Linked DNA regions of Mus musculus: region 1 is linked to region 2. A link is a loop called in an ENCODE intact Hi-C map of the cell type or tissue named here. Cell type or tissue: left cerebral cortex. All regions are shown on one strand. Each heading gives the region's core, and the rest is flanking DNA. Links, peaks and the distances in the headings are about the cores only.

The links. Peaks named below come from ENCODE experiments on the same cell type or tissue, not always from the same donor. Only the 100,000 strongest peaks of a DNase experiment are listed, where the experiment ranks them.
Region 1: it touches region 2 in a loop (2.1-fold over the local background); 4 of 42 quality-filtered maps call a loop at or near these places.

The regions. Positions count from the first base shown.
Region 1 is chr1:167,437,477-167,445,090 of GRCm38, forward strand. Gm34207 (a long non-coding RNA gene) reads left to right here. Exons shown (of 5, transcript XR_373689.2): 2 at 5,415-5,459; 3 at 5,915-5,960. Among named protein-coding and RNA genes, the nearest start is that of Gm34207, 18 kb to the left of the region's middle. In left cerebral cortex, for the core only: no CTCF peak of the experiment used is centred there; DNase peaks (open chromatin) are centred at 4,031 and 5,447.
Region 2 is chr1:167,615,264-167,622,877 of GRCm38, forward strand. The region is part of intron 2 of Rxrg (retinoid X receptor gamma); the gene reads left to right. Among named protein-coding and RNA genes, the nearest start is that of Rxrg, 21 kb to the left of the region's middle. In left cerebral cortex, for the core only: no CTCF peak of the experiment used is centred there; a DNase peak (open chromatin) is centred at 3,004.

The DNA of each region.
Region 1 (7,614 bases), core at 2,325-6,324, 180 kb before region 2:
TCCTTTTAACGACTTTCCACAGTTTTTAGGATAGAGATCGAATCTTTTTTATGACGTGATCCGTTTTTTTTTTCCGTCTCTCATTTGTATGACTGTTTCACTGCCTGTAATATGGCTACAGTGTTCTCTTCTTTCACCCCCTTAAGTGTGGCATGCTCCTCTTTGCTGCTGTACCTTGGGGCTTTGCACATGATTCCCTGTTCAGAAAGTTCTTACCCTGACCTCCACTCTTAAAGCATCAGCTCTGACGTCTCCTGCCTGGTGAAGTCCTCTCTCCCTTCTCCAGGCTGGGAGAGTTGGTTTGCTTTGCTTTCTTTTCGTAGTCTAAAAAGCTTATGTGCACAACACACACACATATGTAATTATACTAATAATATATGTACATATATACACATATATACATAGTGCATATTTTGCTACCATTTCCTTGTGTGACTCTTCACCTGGGTTGCAAGGTCACAGGGGAGGTTCTGCCTCATTCTCCATTAAAAAAAAAATCATTAAAAAGTTTTAAGTCAGCATGTAATAATTGTATAAATTATTGATTTCAGAGTTCTTCACCAAATCTTTCTTTGAAGGAGTGAACTGACTCTCTTGCCAGATGTTCTGGAATTGAGGTTGAGCAAGCCTGGCGCTTCCATGGTACATATGCAAGAGGGAACTGGATCTGGGCAGCCGAGAAAGCTCATGATCTCCTCAAAGCCACCAAGTTTTTAAGGACCTACTTTTTGGGCCTGGACTAGATTTGTCTTTCATACAAAGAATCTCTTGACTGTAACGTTACAGTCTGAGTTCAGCCCCTATTTCGCTTGAGAGAAAATGAACATGACAGAGATTAGTAATGCGCTCAGGTTCACAGAGCCCCAGAGGAAATGCCCATGTCAATACCGCCGCTGCTCGCTGTGGTGAATTTCTTCCTGCTTGCATTGGGTGGGGATAAGGGGTTAAGACTAGATTAGCCTAAGGAGATTTTCTGTGGGAACAGTAATCCAGAGAAGCTTCTTAGTGGGAGACTCTCGGGGTTCAGTCTGTTGCCACAGACTGTCTTGTGTGCCACAATCTAGGGAGAGTGGTAGGGAGCTGCTGGCATGTGCCCTGCCTGGCCTTTACCAACTTCAGAAGAGGTAAATAAAGAAGAATTACAAGCCATCAGCAATTTCTGAGAGAGGCCAGATCAAAGGGACAACAGGCCAGGTTTAGTGAGTGCTAATTGGGAACGAGCCCAGAGTCACTAAAATGAGTTCAGGGAGTGATGTGCAATTAGCCACCAAGTTGTATACCTGTGTGTATTGTTCTTATACGTTAACCCCTTGGCCTAAATAATTGGTCTGCTTAAGAAGCCAGCCCACCTACATCCTTTCATCATTAGTCTCTTGTCAAACACTTAGTTCTGCCTACAATTTCCCCATAATCTCAGTGGCTCTTCAGTGCTATCTGAACTATTATTGCCAGTGCACAGTTTCCACCATCTGGCTTCTTGCAAAGAACCCATAAGCCTTTTAAAGCCTTAATAACAATTCTTTAGGTGCGCTGTAACAAATCTATTGGCTTTTAACTAGAATGTTAGGGGACAGCAGCTAGAAGGGAGTGAGATAGGATCTTACAAAATCAAATTTGGAAAGCAGATCTGAAAAGGAAATGAGAGAGAGAGAGAGAGAGAGAGAGAGACAGAGACAGAGACAGAGAGAGACAGAGACAGAGAGAGACAGAGAGAGAGAGAGAATATGTATGTATGTGCTGGTAGAGGAAATATCACACATGGAGGTCCTGGATGATAAGCACTAATGTCTTTCCAGCTGTAAGTCACTAAGGGGAGTTAACACTCTGCTCTGCTTCACTCTAAGATGCCATAATTCACAGGTGTTAGATTTCATGTAGCCAACACCCCCACCAATCCATATAGCAAAGTTTTAAGCTAATCAGACTAACATGTCACCTCTTTGTGTTTGTGCATGTGTTCATGTATGTGTGGGCATGTGTGTGTGTGTGTGTTCGTGTCCACAAGTGTACATTCATGCCCATGTGTGTGGGAACCAGATAATAGAGACAGAGATACTGTGTTTCCCTTTGTCACTCTCTGCCTTTTTTTCTAGAGATAGAATCCGTTAATGAACGTGAAGCTCACTGAGTTTTTGCTAGCCTGGTTACTTGCAGTCCCATTTTCCCCCGCTTGCCCACCCCATCCTGGGGTTACATGCATGAGCAACCACACCCATCTTTTTGATGTTTGTGATGGGCATCCGAGCTCAGGTCCTCATGCTTGTGTTGCAGGTGTTCTTATCCACCGAGCCATCTCCTCAACCCCAGGACTGCTTGTTTTAATGTGCATTTATTTGGTTTCTGGTGAGAGTAAATATATCTTTGTGTGCTTGCTGCAAATGATCTGTTTCTGCCCCTGTTTCTGTTAAGGGTTCTCAATTTTCCTTTCAGTCTTCAGCTGTCTCTTGAACATTCTCGATATTATCTATAGGTTAGAATTAGAGATGGCCTGGAAGATAGGTAATCTCCCAGTTACCTCATTTGAGGAGACTGAGCCCAAATGCTGATGCTCTTCTTATATATAGAAGAGAGGCTTGAACTCAGAGCAGTTCTACCTCATCGTGTGAAGAGGAGGCCTTTTGGCAAGACAGGAATTGCAGGAAGCAGCACGGGTCGAGCATTGCTGCTCCCCTCCCCCTCCACCCATCATTCTTTCCAGGTAGAAGGGCCACTTGGCCTGACCGGTTGTTTGAGACCTACTCTGGACCAAAGAAACTCTTGCAGTCTATGAGGCCCGAAGTCCCATTATGCCCCACCCCCACAAGTCTTTCATAAAAACTGAAGAACATCATACAATGTGCACTGATGTCTACCCCCTTCTGAGGACCTAGGGATGGCAGAGACCTGAAGAACCCTGGTGCATGCAATGGGCTGCAGGCTTTACACTGAAGACAGTTTCACAAGCTGCCTGATCAGTCTTTGGAACCCACCGTCTTGATGACTTTCATTCATTTTCCAGCTGCCAATCAGAACAACAGGTGTTGCCCACACCTCTCCTCCCTTCATTGTTTAAACCTCCATGATTTAACCCTTGATATCCACCGAAATTCCTCCTCCTATGCAAAACCCTCTGATAGTCTCAAGATCTATGTCAGACATGGCTTCCTGTACAAAATACCCCATTGATTTTCCTGGGAATCCGCCAGGGGCAAAATGCCAGTGACATACAGTGGGTGATGTGAGCCCAGGCACACCACTGGAACCATGATGGCTACCCCTGCGGACGGTGGGTAAAGATTCCTCTTGGAAGAAGACAGAAAATTTCTAGACCAGGTCATCTGTTCTATTTATTTATTTATTATTTATTTATTTATTTATTTATTTATTTATTTATTTATTTGAGACAGGGTTTCTCTGTGTAGCCCTGGCTGTCCTGGAACTCACTCTGTAGACTAGGCTGGCCTCGAACTCAGAAATCCGCCTGCCTCTGCCTCCCAAGTGCTGGGATTAAAGGCGTGCGCCACCATGCCCGGCTGTTCTTTTTATTTTTAAACATCCATTTGTATCAAATGCACATGCACATCTCTATTTAGGAAGGAGGCTCTGTATACCAGTGGTTATGAAGACAGCAGCCTCCATCCCTGTTGCATGCTTCTCCCTCCTGAGAGACAGATGCTTGAAACCCACTGGAATGACTCCTGACGTCTCCACAAGATCCACTTTGGTTGCTCCTACACTACCCTTCAGTGTCAGATACCTTTGACTCCACTGAGAGGAAGCAGCTAGCTCTGCCTTGCTTCTGTGTCTTCCACACGTCCCTTTCTCCACATTTTATGGATTTCTCAGGTGTTTCTATTTTTGTCTCCAAGGTACTGTGATACTGACTTAGTGACTCGTGCTACCAGCTACCTGGCAGTCCAATCTGAACTTTGGATGGCCATCTTTTTCCTGATCTCCCCTCCGATAATTCTTCCCTAACTTCATGTTTAGCCACTCACCAAATTATGTAACGATTTCTCCTCTTTTAAAATGCATCCAGTCCTCTCTGTCTCCATGGCTACTGCTTTTGGTCAGTCTCCCTCCTCTTTCCTGTGGAAGATGCAATACTGCTAGTCTCACACCTTCCCCTGCCTGGGGCATCTCTTTTCCGACTTTTAGCCACAGTAAGGTTGAGTGAGTTTTCCTCCTCTTCCTCTTCTTTTTCTTTTTGCATTGAGGTGGATTAAAACCAGGGCAAGTATGCCAGGCAAATGCTCCAGTCCCAGAGTGAGCTCTCTAAAGCAAAAATTAGGTATCATTTTGTGGATAAAATTGTGGAGTGTGTTTCAGGAGGAAATTAAAATTCTGCATCTTCAATTCACAAACCACATGAAACTCAAGAAGAAGGAAGACCGTAGTGTGGATACTTCTATCCATCTTATAAGGTGGGGAACAAAACACCCATGGAAGGAGTTACAGAGACAAAGTGTGGAGCAGAGACTGTAGAAATGACCATCTAGAGACTGACTCACCTGGGGATCCATCCCATTTACAATCCCCAAACCCAGACACTATTGCAGATACCAACAAGTGCTAGCTGACAGGAGCCTGATATAGCTGTCTCCTGAGAGGCTCTGCCAGTGCCTCACACATACAGAGGTGGATGCTCACAGCCATCCATTGACTGAGCATAGGATCCCCAATGAAGGAGCTAGAGAAAGGACCCAAGGAGCTGAAGGGGTTTGCAGCCCATAGAAGGAACAACAATATGAACTAGCCAATACCCCCAGAGCTCCCAGGGACTAAACCACCAACCAAAGAGTACACATGATGGGATTCATGGCTCCAGCTGCATATGACCGAGTGGGACATCAATGGGAGGGGAGGTCATTTGTCCTATAAAGGCTGTATGCACCAGTGTGGGGGAAGGCCAGGGCCAGGAAGTGGGAGTGGGAGGGTTGGTGAGCAGGGGGAGGGGGGATGGGATAGGTGGAGGGGGTTTTTAGGAGGGGAAACCAGAAAAGGAGATAACATTTGAAATATAAATAAAGATAATATCCAATTTAAAAAAAGAAAATAAAATGTAATTTAAAATTTAAATTCAATAATATGTGAAAGCACTCGTACTGTTTATATGTTCATCTTTTATCTAAAATATTATTGATATAATGTTTTAATTTATTTTATTTTTAATACATTTATATTCTTTAACAATTTCACATTTACAATTTTACAGTGTTTAAATAAAATATGGTAATATTTAGGAAAAAAATTCGTATCTTGGTGAGGCATATATATATATGTGTGTGTGTGTGTGTGTTATCATAGCATTTTGTCTCCTTGGCACAAACTTTTTTACAGTAGGGTCAGAGTGGCTATGTAAAAGAATGAGTGGAAGTCACATGTGCCGTTAACTGCTTAGACGCAAACATACCATTACATTTTCTTTTCTTTAGGTTCTGTAGCTAGAAGATCCAGAAAAGACTGCCCCACCCACACAAGTAAGTGCTAAGTCAGGCTTACTTTGCAAGTGCCCGTTACTGCAGGATAGTCTGTCCCCATGGATGCGTTCCAGACTAGTCTAAGGCCTCTGTAAGGCCCTCGGGTGGTGTGGGGCTGGGGGTGGGGTGTGGGGTGTGGGGTGGGGTTGTTGCTTCTTTCTCTAGAATTGTCTGTCTCCTTTCCTTTTGTCTTTATATTCTAACCACAGCAATGTGCTAGGCTCTTGCACTCACAGCTGTTGTGTGCACAGCTCTTGTTTAGAAAGCCTTCTTGTCATCTACCTCTCTGCTCTGCCACTTTGGATAATCCTATCTTGACCTGTGAGCCACAGCTTAGATGGCTTTCCTTTCTGGAAAGCTTCTCACACTCTCTACTATATATTCTGTGTGTGTGTTCCTTCTAACGGCGTGCCTCTCTCTCACTCAGTACTTTGTTGACTTTTGTCTCCACCCAGAAGTACTGGAACCCCAATGCACCGTAGCCTTTCCAGGACCCATTAGGTAAGATGCTATGTACACTTCGTGCCATCATCTTCACAGAGAGCCTATTGTGAAAAACTGAGTCCCATTTCTTCTGTCAATACTGTTGTAGTAGTTTAATTTTCAGAGATAGTATTGATTAAAAATTTGGTGATTGGGTGAATATGATCAAAGTACATGTTATGAAATTCTCTAAGGGTCAATAAAAATACTTATAAATATCTTAGAGAAAACTACGTATAATCAGATAGAGTTGGTTTGACTTCTGGCCTTGTTAGCTATGTAACATGTAGCAAGAGATTTTACCTTGTAAACCTCAATTTCATACACAAAATGAGTAATAGTGAACCAGTAAGATTCTAATGATTTAATGATACATATGCACACATGTGTATATGCGCACAATATAATGTCTGGCTTCTAGAACTATCTAATATATTCTAGATGTAATTACTATTATTATAAAAAATGTTCTAAATGCCAGTGTGGTGTTTTGCATTGGATCATAGAACAGCAAACAGCATGAGAGGAAAACCGAGAAACTCCAGATAAGTGTGGAGTTTAATTAAGACTTCTATTTCAGCTGGGTGGTGGCACGCACCTTTAATCTAAGTACTGGGAGGCAGAGGTAGGAAGATCTTGGAGTTTGAGTCCAGCCTGGTCTACAGAGCAAGTTAGAGGACATCCAGGGCTACACAGAGAAGCTCTGTCTTGAAAAAACAAGACAAAAGATATTTCAATACACTTTAACACATATCCCACTGTAATATGAAGTAGCATTAATGGAAGTGGGATAAGTACATATGGAAACTTCCATTGAAAGTTCTTTGCAATCTCAAGTTATTCCAACACAAATATCTATTACAATGGATTCTCATGATTGATATTCATTTTATTCTCACAGTTTCCCAAGATGACATTTACCATGACTTTTGTTATATACAAAGGAAGACACAGAGGCACCACACAGAAGTGAAATAACTCACCCATGGACACTCCTTACTTCAGGATCACAATGTGGGAGTGGATGTTGGCGTGGGCTTGAGGGAAACGCAATCCCTAACTGACGGAGCCCCTGCTGTGTGTGAGGCACAATCATAGGTACTGCGTACGCAGAGAAAAGAGAGCAGCTAGTGAGAAAAGATGGCCTCCGCACTTAAGACCATCATGAGGAGTAGGAAGCCTGGATATACATAGCAATTAAATATAAAACTGGGCATAGATGTCAGCTTCTCACTCAAAACCTATGCTCTAAACCAGTGCCTAAACAAACTGAGGGGACGCGCTGCTTCGAGACCTAGAGGCGAGAATGGGTCTAGCTGGGGCTTTAGTGACACCACCTTCATTGATAGGGATTACCATCTGAACCTTCACCAGGAGTGTGATTTGATCTGGGCAACAAGCAAAGGAAAACCTGGCATGTGTCCTCGGGCCTCCATTGAGCCGCCCTTCTCTTCTCTTCCCCTTCCCATTGTGTGTGCAGCCCTGACAGTGGGACCACAGTTGTGTATACTTTGCTGCTCTGCTGAGCACTTCAGTCAGGATGATGGCTCGCAGCCCACAGAGCATCATTTTGGTGTCAGGCAGTTAACAATTGCTCCTCTTCTTACCACACCTGTGCAAACTGGAGTTTGCTACTGTCTGACTGAGTACCTCAGAAACACAAGGGTTACAT
Region 2 (7,614 bases), core at 1,499-5,498:
TTCATCTCTTAGACTGGTTGGCTAATGCTACAATAATGGTATATGGAAATATAATCCCCAGGCTGGAGGTGCTCAGTGATGAAGGGCCCTTACTGCTCTCACGGAGGACCTGAGTTTGGTTCCCAGTGTCCATATCGTGTCTCAGAATTGCCTGTAACTCCCGCTCCAGGGTAGCCAATATCCATATCTGGGTGTCTTAAAGCATCCTCAGATGCTACGCACATGTGAAACACATCCATAGACATAGGTAAAACACACACACACATGAAATAAAAATTCTTTAAAGAAAAACAATTTCGGTTATCAAAGCTTACAAAAACAAGTATTGGCCTTCAGCTTTAAGATGCCCGTGCTTCAAATGGGCCTAGCCTGCTAGTCCCTGTGTCTTAGGCTAAAGGAGCAACAACCAATCAGGGAAATGGTTCGTCATGGTCTTTCAAATGAGTGCTGTCTTAGTTTCTTTTCCTGTTGCTGTGATAAAAGTCTCTGGACAAAACCAACTTATGGGAGAAAGGGTTTGTTTTTAGCTCACAGTTCTGTATCTCAGACTGTCCATTACTGTGAAGAAGTTGAGACACATTATAGCCATAGTCAAGAAGCTGAGAGCAGTATAGACGAGTGCTACTACTAGTGCTTAGCGTTCTTTCTCCACGATTCTACAGTCCAGTAACCCCTCCCCAAAGGAAAATGGGCAGGTCTTCTCACCTCAGCTAACATAACCAAGATGATTCCCCCCATAGACAGCATGACCAAAGAAAACCATGGAGATGATTCTATTACTGGCAAATGGAGAAACAGGCTGTCCCTATTCTAGACAAGGGCGCAGCACAAAGGGTAAGGAACTTTAGAAGTGAAGATTTAGGAACAAAAATTTTATATATTAACCCTTCCTTTCTCCAGGTAAATAGCCAGGACTCCCTGCTCCTTTCTTCTGCATACTTGCGGGGGTGGGTGGGGGCTAGCATTGGTAGTCTTTATGATGCTCAGTTTCTATATATACATCATTATGAATGTTTCTATGACAGTTTTTGATGAGGCTAACGTTTATAGGTTACTCATAGGTAGAATGAATAAGCCAGCATATGTACTATAATATGGACAGTTACCATCTGATCACCTGAAGGTCAGATTAGAAAAAAAGACTGGTAAGCCAAACAAGTAAGAAAGAACTATCCTACAACCTAGGAGTTGTGTGTGTGTGTGTGTGTGTGTATGCGTTCCTGTGGGTAGGCAAGGCCAGAAGTCGGCTTGGTGTTTCTTCCTCAGTCATTTCTCAACCCTACTTTTTGAGACAGGGTTTAAGCCTGGAGTACAGTGTCTTAGCTAGGCTGGCTGGTCAGTGGTCTATAGGATCAGTCCATTGTCATTCCTAGCATGGGTAGGGGTGGCATTCAGATGAACTCTACCATATATGGCTGTTACATGACTGTTGGGGCTCAAAAGTCACTTTATCCATGGAATGGCCTCTCTAGTCCTGGAGCTGTGTGTAAGTAATATTTTTCGGTCTTTGGTCTTGATCTGACACATTGACACACTTTCTCAGCCTTCGGCTTGCTGGTCTTCAGACTATAGCATGACTTTTCCTGGAGTTCGTTTGCAGATCCTGGGACTGGTTAGTCTTCAAAATTGTGTGAGAAAATTTCTTAGAGCCTGTTACCCTGACACCCAGGAAATCAGGGTAGTGGGTATATAGGCTACATCATGCAGAGCAGTCACGTGCTGTGTGAACTACATATGCAAGAACAAAACCCAGGGGGAGCAGAGAAGAGACCATGTACTGCCTGATCATGGGTGCTAGGACCTCAGAGGTGGCAGCTGGAATGTATGTGCCATTCCCAGCCGTTCAGAATGAATGGGGTTTGTTTATTCACTTTCTTTTCTAGAAGCACATTTAAGGAAGGAGAGTTAAACGACGCCTGCTCGTTAGAAAGATACGTCTCAGCGTGGCGGGGAAAGTTAGGTTTTGCAAAGGGCATTACCATTCATTTAAATAAATGAGTCGTCGTGGCTCCTGTCTGTAATTCAAATGCCTGGAAGTCTGAAGTAAAAAGAGCCCTACAAGTTCAAGGCCAGCCTGGGAAGCTGTAGAGTAAGTTTAAGGCCCGCCTCGGAAGCTGTATAATGAGTTCAAGGCCATCCTGGACTACAGAATGAAAACCTGTCTCAAAAAACAAACAAACAAACGAACGAACAGAGGCTGGAAGACAGCACAGGCAGTAAAGTGCTTGCTGCACGAGATTGGGGGCCTGGATTCAGTCCGTAGAACTCACAGATAATGCTGGGTGTGGTACTTGTGTGTGTAACCCCAACACTGCAGAGGTCTCAGTGGCTAACCAGTCTAGCCATACCAGTGAACTCCAGGCCCCAGTGAGAGAACCTGTCTCAACAAAATGAGGTGAAGAGCTACTGAATAATAAATACTTTCTGCGGGTGACTGCTGGTCTCCACATATAGGAACACACGCAGGCATGCACGCACGCAGACACACACACTCAAGCACTCACATGTGCACACTTACTAAATTAATGAATAAATGCAAACATAAGTAAAAAACTGTTTGTGAGGGCCTACAGTGCGTGAGTGCTATACGACACCACCCCGGGTTTGGGGGGTGTAAAAATGGTATAAATGTTGCTGAGCATTCAAAACAAATAAAATCCTAAAGAATAAACAGGATAATTGAAAACAACAATCACTGTTATCTATGAAGACATATAAACCAGGGTAAGTTGGGAGAGTGACAGGTCCTGGGGGTAGAAAGCAGACAGCACTGTCTCCCCGAGGCTGCCTTTAGCAATCACAGCAGAGTCTCCTGACTAAGCCAAACCTGGCCACTAAGTTCATCTCCACAGCCGTGTGTGTCGGAGCCGCTATTCCTGGGCCGTATGCCTGTACAGAGGGATCGGGGTTGAAAGGTCAGCTGAAAGCTTCGGTGCTGGCCAACTGGGCTGTGTGCAAAGGCTGGGCCAAGTTTGGCTTTGGAAGCTATATTAAGCTTGCCAAATGCTGGTGAGGCAGCCCTCAGACTGGGAGCTGCGCTCCGGGCTTGGGCTCCGGAACCACGCGCAACAGAACTTTGCCCAGTTAACCAGATGACACGCTGCTAAAAGGCTTTGGTGTTAGTCACGGAGACGCAGAGACCTTGGGTGGGGATTGTTCCTGCATCCTGCCTTCTCCGCTCAGCGCTGGGTCTGTGGGAACTGGCCACTGAAGCATGCTCTTGTCGTGACCTGTGAGTACAACTCGGGAGTGTTGCGGGGAGGAAGTGCTTGCTGGGTGTGGGACAGCAGACAGGGTCTTCCGCTCTGCTCTGCTTCTTCTCTTTGCATTCCTACTGGGTTTTCCATCTTGAGGAACCAAGGAGAACTGAGCTGGCACAGAGTGGAAGGGACCGTGTGACCTTTCGCTAACCACTTCAGCTTATTTCTGTTTGAGTTTCATTTTCTCTACTGTGGGGCACAAATGCTTGCCCTGATTTTCCTAAAAGGTTTTTAATGAATGTCAAAGGAGATGTGGATTTGAAAAGTGCTTCTCGAGGTCTTTAATGTGGCAGCCAGAAGATACTGTTATTAATATTATTCTTCCATGATACATATTGAACACCAAACCAATCAGGTATAGTGTGTTGCTGAAAGGTTCCAGAGAAGTTTGTCTCAATCAGTAGTCTCAGAACCATGTCCTAGGTACTTGAGATTTTATATATATATATATACATATGTATGTATGTATATATATATATATATATATATACACATGCATATAGGACTTATATTCATGATTGAATCATATCTATATAATATATATCATATATGTGTGTATACATATATATATGCCCTACATATGATACATATGGCATATATGATTATGTGATATATGATTATATGATTCAGTCCCCTTTGGGAGCATCATAGTAGAAAGACCAATGTCTAGATACCAGCTATATATCTAAGAGACAACCTAAATACTTTATGTAGTCATCTAGGCTACATATTTCAATGTATGTGTGTACTCACACATATGCATGTGTGTGTGTATGTGTGTGTATAAAATGCTGTATACTTGTTACTATAATTCTGTTGGAAAGACTCTGAAAAGGTCCCACAAATATCTGGAGCCCCCCACTTCTTTCTCCCCTGCCAACCCACACTGCCTGACTGGGATCCTTATTGATTTGCTTCTGGTTTTGTTGTTTTTGTTTTGTTTTGTTTTGTTTTGTTTTGCTTAGTAATTTATTGACAACTGGGTCCTTACCCTCTCAAATGTTTGCATTTTTTAATAGCAAATATCTTCATAAAACTGAAAACATTATTGTTGGAGTAGACCTAAAGATTATCCAATCTGATAATAAATAGAAGTCAAACTATAACATCTTCAAAACAAAATGGTATTTGGGAGTCCAATATACATGTCCATTAAAAAAAAGTCTTGGCTAGCTGGACACAGCAGTGCTCACCTGCAGTGCCTGTGCTTGGGAGGCAGAGGCAGGAAGATCATTTCAGAGCGAGTTTGGGATGCAGAGTGAGATGCTGTCTTAAGTAACAAATCAGATTTGGTTGAAGCAAATTCAGAATATAAGAAGCCTCAACTTTTTCATAGCTAGGGAACACACATGTGTGCACGTGAGCACACACACACACACACACACACACACACACACACACAACTTGAAAACCACTGATCTAGTCCAGAGAAGAGGAAACAATCTCTGCTAAGTGGTAGGAAGGACCTGGTTAAGATCTGTAGTCAGGCCGGTCAGTGGTGGCACACGCCTTTAATCACAGCACTTGGGAGGCAGAGGCAGACAGATTTCTGAGTTCGAGGCCAGCCTGCTCTACAGAGTGAATTCCAGGACAGCCAGGGCTACAAAAACAAAAAAAAAACCAAAACCAAACAAACAAACAAACAAAAAAAACAAAAACCAAACACCAAAATCTATAGTGAGGAAGAGTAGGGCCAAACCAGCTTCCAGGTGGTAGTTGGACCCATTCCAAGATTAGCGGTGGAGTCTATACCCTAGAACACCGACACTACCCCAAACTTGGCCTGGGTGAAACATTGGAGGCTGGAGACGGCTCAGGAATGGAGCCAGTGTTCTGAAATGGCTCCAGAGGTATGCAGGAAGCATCAGCCACTGGGTCAATCTGCACAGAATAGATGAGCCAGCGTGCTCCTGTCCCAGGCACAGCGAGCCTGCGTGCAGTGGCAGGTCAGATCGCCTGCTGAATTTCAGCTCTAAAATGCCTGTTTCAGCAGAGTTGCCTCTAATGGAATGAGACAGCCAAGGTTCAGGGACTCTGGGGCCAGGCAGCTAATAGGCCTGCATTGAGGACAGCTGCCTTCCACTGCCCGCTCCCTTTGAATCCCCCGCACCACCGGTGGTCTCAGCCCACACAGGCCCCGAGCTAGCCAGAGGGTCGGATGGAGGAAAGCCACTCGTCCTGAGCACTTTGTCCCACCACCGTTGGAATTCATGGAGAAGTGGGAGGAGCTGCTGACTCAGAACGGGAAGAGAATGTGTAAAACTGCTCTGCTCCTTCATGGCTTCCGAGTCAAGGGGGTGGGGTAGGAAGCTTCAAGGACAGGTGAGGGCTCAGTGTCTCCTGCCAGCCCCAGTACCTTGGATCCAGGAGCCCGGGCACTTGGCACCAGGCAATTAGACCTAGTGTGTACCTAAGTGCGTCTTTCCCATCCTTCCTAGGTCTACTACACCCCCTGCTTCATTGGCTGAGTTTGAAAGCTATAATTCCTCTGCTCAAAATTTCCCTAATTGCCATCCTCCTAGCCAGGCAGCGGAGTCTTCAAGGCTACCACGCCCGTCTCTCAACATCACCTGCTATACACATCTACCCCGTGGGCACAGTTGCTCCATAGGTTTTGGGGCATCATACCTTCACTTTCAAAGCCTTTACCCATCACTGGTCCACCCATCTCCTACCCATTTGGGGGCAGGTTTTATCCCAAGTGCTGCCACCTTCGGGAAGTCTTCCCTGATCCCACAGCGTGTGCTCTTTCCTTCCTAAACTATCCTCCCCAATTTTACTCGGCAACTCTTTGAGACGGTGCCTGTATCTTCTTACTCTTACTTGTAGAACCTCCACAGCGTTTCAATGAACAAATGGAAAAACCATGGCGAAGCTAATTGTGTTCATATGAGAAACCTAGGAAGCCCTTCATATGAGGAGCTATGGAGATGGCTCAGTGAGTAGGAGCACAGGCTGTACTTGCATGAGGACCCGAGTTCAAATCCCCAGGAAGAAGCTAGGTGTGGCTGCAACCCCAGCCTTGTGTGGAATGGAGACAGGAAGATTGCTGGGGCGTACTTGTCACCAGCTAAGCTCCAGGCTGAGCAAGAGACCCTGTCTCAAGAGAATAACGGTGGAGTAAAGGAATAGGCTACTTGACATCTTCCTCTGGCATCTGCATATGAATAGGCATACACACCCAAAGAGTTCAGACATGTATAGCCCTTCATCCTTACACAGAATAAAGACAGGAAGACCCCCTTGGGTTGTCACATGGACTTTCAGTATTGGAGAGCAGTGATCGTGTTCTCCATAGATGGTCACAATGCACCTATCACTCTTCTATGGTCGCTGCAACCTGCATCTGCAGAGCTAGCACCTGGGTGGGAGGAAGGGGGCTGGTGGCATCTTCTTGAAATGGTGGCCTTTACTCCTAGGATCTTTCTTGGTCGCCTGAGGATTTGGGGACAAGGTCACGATCAATTTGGCAATGGTTTTCTAGCTGTGGCTTGTGACCCCCTTGGGAGGGATCAAACAACCCTTTCACAGGGGTCACATAGCAGATATCCTGTATGTCAGATACGTACATATGACTCATGATAGTAGCAAAATTACAGTTATGAAGTACAGTAATGTTTTGATTGGGGGTCACCACAACGTGAGGAACTGTACTAAAGGGTCCCAGCGTTAGGAGGGTTGAGAGCCATTTTTCTTTGGGCTCATCTGATATAAGGGCTTCTATTTTATGGATCCAAGTGTTCACTTATATCCTCTTAGGGTACTTAGGAAAAGTTGTTGCCTGGAACGTACACTGTCACGATTCATGCCATGCTGTGGTTCTTTGCCTGCAAAGGTATATGGGTATCATTGATGAAATGACAGAAAGCCCCAGTAAGAGCCGTCCTCAGACCCGCCATACGAGAAGCACCAGGCACCAGCCTGGGCACCATTTTCTCTTGAAGTTCCTAGGTGTAGAACCTCTGTATACTACAGAGAAGCAGGATAAAATACCGGGTGTGCGCTCCAGATAGGCTGGCTTAACCTAATGTAAAAGGAGGGAAAAGAGGGAAAAGAATTCTTCCATTCTTCTCTTATGTTTTTATCCATTATACAAATTAATAAAATATTTATAGCCTTTAGCCCAGAGCCTCTGTCTGTCTCCCATGCTCAATAAATATTTGCTAAGTGAATCGAAAAGCTAGTGGTTTTTTTTTTTAAAGGAACCTATTGTGGTGCTATTGTAGGTTATGTTTTTAACTAATTGTTCTTCCTATGCCAACATTTCCAGAATAAGGGAGAAATCCTACCTCTGATTCTGTTTGCACTTACGGTTACATGGTTAGACAACATAATTCGGAAGTCAGGGATTCCG